Regions from separate parts of the Homo sapiens genome. Here region 2 is linked to region 1. Evidence: read pairs that join two places in POLR2A ChIA-PET (ENCODE). Cell type or tissue: HepG2. All regions are shown on one strand. Region 1 overlaps LINC00299 (long intergenic non-protein coding RNA 299). Region 2 has its middle 86 kb from the start of LINC00299.

Region 1 (4,000 bases):
CAATTTAGTAGGTTGCAATCAGCTTTTCTAAATTAAATAGAATATGATATAGAATCATATAAAAAATAACAGCATGTCATGTATGGTATTAGTTCTCAATCGGTGGTTAGTTTTCCCCCAAAGGAACATTGGCAATGTCTAGAGACACTGTTGTCCTAACTGGAGCAGAAGGGTTCCTGGTACCTGGTGGGTGGGGGTCAGAGATGCTGGTAAACATCCTACGGTTCACAGGACAGCACCTGCCACAGAGAATAATTCAGTCAAAGTTGTCAATAATGCTGAGATGAAGAAACTCTCACCTATAGTAAGGGTAAGACTCATAAAGCTTTTGTTCTGTGACGTGTGTGTGTGTGTGTGTGAAGGTAATTTCATTTGTCTGAGACTTATCAGTTACTCACTAGTAAGTTAGCCATAAGAATGCCTCACCTTGGGTGGTTTTAAGAATGATTCTATGAAATAAGTCATGTGACTAAACAACACACACACACACACACACACAAACACAAATTCCATCCACATAATATATGTTAATCCTTACCCACCCCCCACCCCCGCCCTGCTTTTCTTCTGAATGGTAAAATACCTAAAAAGGTGGCTGACACACAGCAGGTGTTCAAGAAATAAATATCTTGTCTGAAATTCCTAAATTGCTAAGATATCATTTTTACCATAATGTATAGGTTTCTATTATAAGTGAAGGATGAAAAGCAGGAAAGGATGGAGAAGGACATGAAGGATGAGACCTGTCGCCTGTCTGTCCGAGGGTGGCATTGGCTCTGTTACATGCACAGGTGTAGGCAAGCCCAGGGCCAGTGTGCTTCTGCGCATTTTGTCTTGTGTCATCTTCACCATAAACCAATGGAGAAGGCAGGGCAGGAATTCTTGTCCTCCTTTTACAGATGAGGAAACTGAGACAAATCAGGCGGAAAGAAGTAAGAGAAACCACCATGGAGTGAGACTCCAATAACTCATTTCTAAGCTGGGTTTTGGTGTAACTAGCACAGAGATCTTGTCTCAGTCTCTTCAATCAGATGAGCACTTATCCATGAGATCAGGGGAGAAGACTAAATTGTTTTCAAGTTCCCTTTGATTTTTAAAATCATTACAATCAAAGAAGGTATGAAACGTTCCCCAAGCAATGTGGCTGGTGAATGGCAGAGCCAGACCCAGGGCTCTGGACACCTGGCTACACCATGGGCCACCTGGGCATTCCCCACTCAACTAATAGGATCTTGCAAAAATATTACGGTGGTGCAGAGGTAATTGCAGTTTTTTGCACCAACCTAATACTTAGGTAAAACTCACTTAAATGTTCACTTTTAAAAAAGATGAATTTGTGTAACATGGTACTTTGACAAAAGGGGCAGAGCAACATCAACAAAACCCACTGAGTGTTTCTTCATTGCAAGAGGGAGGCTTTGGAACAAAGACTATGTGTTTGACCCAGCATGTGTTTATGAGAACTGAATTATAATTTCATCAGCAAATTCTTATCTGTGTCGTTTTACAAAGGCACATTCTAAATTTTTGAGGGACCAGCTGACTTGATCATTGTGATACTGATAAGATGAAAAAAAGTGAATTTTGAAATGTTGTCATTCCGGTTGCTTTGGTGACACAAACCCTGTAGATCCCAGAGCACAAGGTCACCTTTATCTTCTCAAAGGGCATGTTATGAAATTGCACAATGCCTGACACTTTCATGGGAGTAACTTACCCAAGCCCGTTCTTGGGAAACTACCCCATCATGAGATAGCTGACCTAGAGAGCTCAACCCATCTGAATAATTGGCAGGAAGCACATACGATCTATTTGACTTCATCAGAAAACAAGCTTCTCACTTGGCCTTCAGGGGCCTTCCCAGCCTCACAGCTCCCATGCGGGGTCACCCTGCACGCCCTTCCTCTCACTCTCCGTGCTCTTCTCTGCTCCTATGCTCAGGAGGAGCACATTCCCTCTGCCTGGAATGCCCTACCCGCTGTTCTGATTTGTGGGTGCCTTACTCCCCTCTTACCAGTGTCTCCTCCCACTAGCATTCCTCCACTTCCACGCAAAATTAGCATCGCTGGCTTCTATGAGCTCACAGTAATCTTTATCCTTGCTCTTATAAATGCCACACGACACTGGACTTTTAACCCACATGTCTGTCTCCCACACTGAACTGTGACCTCCAAGGGAGCAGGGACTGTGGGTTTCTTTGAACACTGGGACTCCGCCACCTGTACTTCCAGTTACTTGCTGGATGCCCAAGTTCTCTGCTCCACTGTGAGCTCCATAAAACCCAGGATCAGCTCTCTCATGTGTTCCTGCCTAGCACATAGTTGGTGACTAATAAATATTTATGGAATCTAGTAATCAACTATGAGTTTCTAGAGAGCAAAAGAATTTCCCCATTTATGTGTGTATCCCCCAACACTTAGCACAATGCCTAGCACAAGATTAGGTACCACAAAATGTCTGAATTTGAATAAAGGCAACTTGAGTCCTGCTATAATCCTGGTTTTAGCCTGGCTAGACTTTGTCTACCTCGGCCAGATCTGGCCTGTCAAGGGCTCCTCACTAAACAATTAACTGAGGCTTGTCAGAGGCCTCAGAGCTCAACAAACAGTTCAGCTTGGTCTGACTTATGCTCCAGTCTGCTAAGAATTTCTTGTGCACAAACATCACATGGCCCAGAGTGAACCCAAAGGACTGATGGGGAGAGGAGGGAGCGATGGCCAGGCCTTCTAGAAGTCAGTCACTGCTATTGACAGCATTTTGAGGCACTTGATTGGGATAATACAGTTTTCCCAAGATAGCGTTTCCACTGTTGTGCCAAATTAAATAGCTAACTCCTGCACAGGAGTGAAAATCAGTTGGGATGGCTCAAGTTTCCTCTGTCCTTCCATGTGTCAAACCTCCCAGACAGAACTGGGATCTTCAAAAGCTGAATCTCTGTAAGTTGTGGCTTTCTCCGGTGCTTTGCTATTTTATAATTTAAGTGGTGGAGATGCCTTTGTATTAAAATTTTAACGGGGAGAATGGAACCAAGTTGGAAAACACTCTGCAGGATATTATCCAGGAGAACTTCCCCAATCTAGCAAGGCAGGCCAACATTCAGATTCAGGAAATACAGAGAATGCCACAAAGATACTCCTCAAGAAGAACAACTCCAAGACACATAATTGTCAGATTCACCAAAGTTGAAATGAAGGAAAAAATGTTAAGGGCAGCCAGAGAGAAAGGTCGGGTTACCCAAAAAGGGAAGCCCATCAACTAACAGTGGATCTCCCGGCAGAAACTCTACAAGCCAGAAGAGAGTGGGGACAAATATTCAACATTCTTAAAGAAAAGAATTTTCAACCCAGAATTTCATATCCAGCCAAACTAAGCTTCATAAGTGGAGGAGAAATAAAATACTTTACAGACAAGCAAATGCTGAGAGATTTTGTCACCACCAGGCCTGCCCTAAAAGAGATCCTGAAGGAAGCTCTAAACATGGAAAGCACAACCGGTACCAGCTGCTGCAAAATCATGCCAAAATGTAAAGACCATTGAGATTAGGAAGAAACTGCATCAACTAACGAGCAAAATAATCAGCTAACATCATAATGACAGTATCAAATTCACACATAACAATATTAACTTTAAATGTAAATGGGCTAAATGCTCCAATTAAAAGACACAGACTGGCAAATTGGATAAAGAGTCAAGACCCATCAGTGTGCTGTATTCAGGAAACCCATCTCACATGCAAAGACACACATAGGCTCAAAATAAAAGGATGGAGGAAGATCTACCAAGCAAATGGAAAACAAAAAAAGGCAGGGGTTGCAATCCTAGTCTCTGATAAAACAGACTTTAAACCAACAAAGATCAAAAGAGACAAAGAAGGCCATTACATAATGGTAAAGGGATCAATTCAACAAGAAGAGCTCACTATCCTAAATATATATGCACCCAATACGGGAGCACCCAGATTCATAAAGCAAGTGCTGAGTGACCTACAAAGAGACTTAGA
Region 2 (4,000 bases), 290 kb after region 1:
GGATGAATGAATGAACCTGCCACTTGGTGCCCTGAAAGAACCATTCCTCTGGCCATTCTGAACTATTAATATTTCCAATTCCCTCAACGTGGCACCCTTGAAGACAGGCCTGTGCCTGCTGCATACCCAGGCTAGCTGGCTCCCTGCTGGATTGTCTGCTTCCCAGGCCCTTCCCAGGTGGAGATGGTGGCCCTCGGTGCCTTCACGGTGCTTCAGATCTGTCTCCCCACTTGGGAAGTTATTCCCTCGGCATCAGCTTATTGCTGGTCTTCCCACTAATCTCAGAGTTTCCTAAAGTCAGGAATGACGTCATATTTGTCTAGGAGTCTCTGAGCACTGCCCGGTCTAACACCACGTTCTGTTAATGATTTATTAACCTGCGAAGGAATGGGCCACATGCCAATTGTGTCATACAAACAACACAAGCGAAGACATCAGTGTGGCATCTGTCTTTTTCCTTTTGGCTTTATTTCCATAGGGCTTTCCAGTACATGCCCCATTCTGTCTTATGAGAAGAGAATGGACCTTGAGGGCTTTTTTTCCCCTTCCTTTTTCTGCCAGACGCACTTCCTGCTGCATTGAGAGACTTTTGGAAGGTTCGCCTTTCCCTCAAATTTCTCATGATGTTGAAGAACTATAATCGCCACTGAATGGTCCAGTTTAGCACAGAGAAAGCCAACCAACATTCACCAGCAGACTTTAAATGCTGACAGTTGAAACAGCCAAGAAAAGTTCATTAAGTGCTAAGCAAGAAAAAGAGCAAGAAAATGAGACAGAATCGCTCCCTGGGGCATTGCAAAAGCAGGCCTTTGTGAGGAAACATTCCTGAAGGAATCTGGGGAAATGACATTGTAAAACTGCAACAGACGGCAGGATAGGACAACAGGCTCCCAAATAACTGCATGGCACCACACCAATGCTCCTTGTGGAGGGAGAGCACATCACAGAGCCCCTTGAGAGGCAGGCTGGAGAAGGCTGCCCCAGCACACCCGAACATCAAGGCGTTTTCAAACTTCTCAATTTTCTTTTCTTTTCTTTTTGTTTTGTTTTGTTTTGGAGACACAGTCTCTCTCTGTCACCCAGGGTGCAGTGCAGTGGTGCCATCTCAGCTCACTGCAATCTGCCTCCCGGGTTCAAGCAATTCTCATGCCTCAGCCTCCCAAGTAGCTGGGACTACAGGCACACCACCACACTCAGCTAATTTTTGTATTATTAGTAGAGACAGAGTTTCACCATGTTGCCCAGGTTGGTCTCGAACTCCTGGCTTCAAGCGATCCACCCGCCTCAGCCTCCCAAAATACTGGAATTATAGGTGTGAGCCCCCGCATCCAGCCTAAACTGTTTCTTTAAAGACCATTTGTACTCCCCTTGCCTCAGCACCAAAGGGAATGAGAATTCAGGGAAGCATGCCTCCCCCCTCTCAGTTTGCAGTTGAAAACTGGTCAAGAGGAACCAGGTACATTTGGGTTTTTTCTAAAGAAGCCAAGGATAAAAACCATGGCCACTATACCATGGACAGCTTTGAAATGAACAGAATTGTTTTCACACACAGGACCAGCCAGAGGTAAATGTGCCTCTTCAAAAAATGTGGTGTCAATGCAATGTGCAGAAACTGTCAGGGGTGGGGGAAGGGGACTCTAAGTAGGATGGTCATATCCTGTATTGTCCACACAAGGTCATTTTTGAGAGCAGAAGGAGAAGTTACTACTTACAACACCTGGACAATTCGTTGCAAACCAGCGCTACCCAGGCAAATAAGTGAGTCTGGCCACCTCACCCTGAGTAACGTACTCTGTGAACAAATTGCTGAGGTGAGGAGAAAGAATATCTGGGTTGTAGAGGCAAACACATACTTTTAAAAAAATAAATAAAGAGGCTCTCTCTGGACTTAGTACTTTGACTTTTTCCTGATGCAGTTACAGTCCAAATCACATAGGCATTTCTTATCAGCAAAAGCAGCCAATAAAATACAGAAGGACCGTGAGAGAGATGGGCCAGAGCTCTTGTGAAAGTCTTTCAACACACTGGCGGGCTTCTGCCAACAGGAAAACATTTAGCAAGAGGTGTGCAAGCTATTTGTAGATACAACCCGATCATTCAAAGGTAACTATGATCTGGCACACAACAGCATGTACCCTTTAAAAATAAGCCCATAAAAGTGAAGCTTTGCTTCACATGTCTAAGTGTTTCTGCATTATATATATGATGAATATATATATATATATATTCCAATCAGGTGATTTTGAAAAAGTGAGAAACAGATATATTACCTGGGCACTGGAAATGCCCAGGTTCCTCAGACTTCAGAACTGGCTGAGCCCACAGCACTGCCCTTGCCGGCTACTTCAGGGACAGGTGATTTGAGGCAAGCCTTCTTCAAGTCTGCACCCCAAAAAAATCACCTGGAAAAATCTGAAGTCAGGATAACTACAGTTAAAAAAAAAAAAAAAAAAGCCCAGCAGATAGTGCGAACAAACAGACAAACAACAAAAATCAAGAGTGTTGTCTTGCAGCAGGTTCTTCTGTTCAGTGGCCAAAATTTTACTCCTGGATCCTTCATTTTAAAAATTAATAAATATGGCCAGGCGTGGTGGTTCATGTCTGTAATTCCAACACTTTGGAAAGCTGAGTGTGTGGATCTCTTGAGCTCAGGAGTTCAAGACCAGCCTGGGTGACATGGTGAAAGCCCATCTCTACAAAAAATTCGAAAGTAGCCAGGCATGGTGGCATGCACCTGCCTGGCTACCCAGCTACTCAGGAGGCTGAGGTGGGAGGATCAATTGAGCCCAGGAGGTCCAGGCTACATTAAGCCATGATCACATCACTGCACTCCAGCCTGGGTGACAGGGGGAGACCCTGCCTCAAAAAAATAAAAATAGACCTAAGTCCTCTTGACTCATCCTCAAATGCAAACCTAAAGGAGAAAGGGGGCTTCCCGCCCACCTCAGATCTCCACTTCTGTGCAGCCACCTCGCAGTGATGCTCCTGGTGCTGGAACATAATGAGGGGTCATGAGGAAGACATTGTCAAAATCCTCAGAGAGGGAAGAAGGAGTGGCTGCCTCCCAGCACAGAGGCCAAGTTGCAAGTTGACGCAGCCTAGCTGCGAGGCAGCCACACAGGCACACGGCACTGGGTGGGAACAGTTGGCCCTCTGGGCTCAGCACACCTACTGGTCTTGAGCAAGTCCTTCATCCTCTGGAGACAAGCTGTGACTTGGCTCATCTCAGATGGAGACGATGCACAAAGAGCAGGTTGCTGAGCACTCAGTGCCAGACAAGCCCACCAATTTTTAACATTGTGTTAAAAACTGTGTATTCTGTGTGTTCTGGGTGTGTGACCCACAAAGAAAATGGAAGCTCCTGGAATTCTGCTTTCTGTTGACTGTCCTCACAAAGTCTATTCACCCCGAAACACTGCCTGCACCACTTCCCTTTCCCCAAGCATAGTTCACGTTTTGGCAGACTAAACCTGTTCGTGTGAACTAAGGTAAAATTTCATTAACTTGGAATCGGCTGATTTGGAATCGTTCACACTAGGCTGAAGTTTAACTTTACACCCAGCAATCCTTTTCTTCTTTCACACAGCAATTTAAGTGTATAAACAGTATGTGGAGGGGGAAGTATCAAAATGCATCAGAGAATACATTGTTTCAACACATCCAAAGCACTCACTCACAAATAATTGTTACAGGAAATAAGTCATCGTTAAATATTCGTAATTGTAGCTCCCTAAGGACTCCTAATAGGCGACATTTCTATCTTAGTTTTGTTACTGTAGCTCATTCAATTCCTCTACTATTCAGACTGGTGTTTCCCTAAATTCTCCCAAATGAGTGTCATCTTACTCCATTTGAAATGAAAAGGGTCCTATGTCTAATAAACGTTAACTTTACAGTGCTTCATTTAGTACCCAATAAGAAGGTGGTAAGTACCCAATAAGAAGGTGGTATTGACTGTGCTGATTTTTATATTTGAAAGTGAAAATCCAAAAGTTTCCAG

The links. ChIA-PET counts read pairs that join two places held together with the same protein. Peaks named below come from ENCODE experiments on the same cell type or tissue, not always from the same donor. Only the 100,000 strongest peaks of a DNase experiment are listed, where the experiment ranks them.
Region 2: POLR2A ChIA-PET joins it to region 1 with 6 read pairs; 1 of 35 experiments calls an interaction of 5 or more read pairs at or near these places.

The regions. Positions count from the first base shown.
Region 1 is chr2:8,124,333-8,128,332 of GRCh38, forward strand. All of the region lies in intron 7 of LINC00299 (long intergenic non-protein coding RNA 299), which reads right to left. Among named protein-coding and RNA genes, the nearest start is that of LINC00298, 150 kb to the left of the region's middle. In HepG2, no CTCF peak of the experiment used is centred here; DNase peaks (open chromatin) are centred at 1,689, 2,179 and 2,609; H3K4me3 peaks cover 258 bases.
Region 2 is chr2:8,412,005-8,416,004 of GRCh38, forward strand. No RefSeq gene overlaps it. Among named protein-coding and RNA genes, the nearest start is that of LINC00299, 86 kb to the left of the region's middle. In HepG2, no CTCF peak of the experiment used is centred here; DNase peaks (open chromatin) are centred at 367 and 1,967.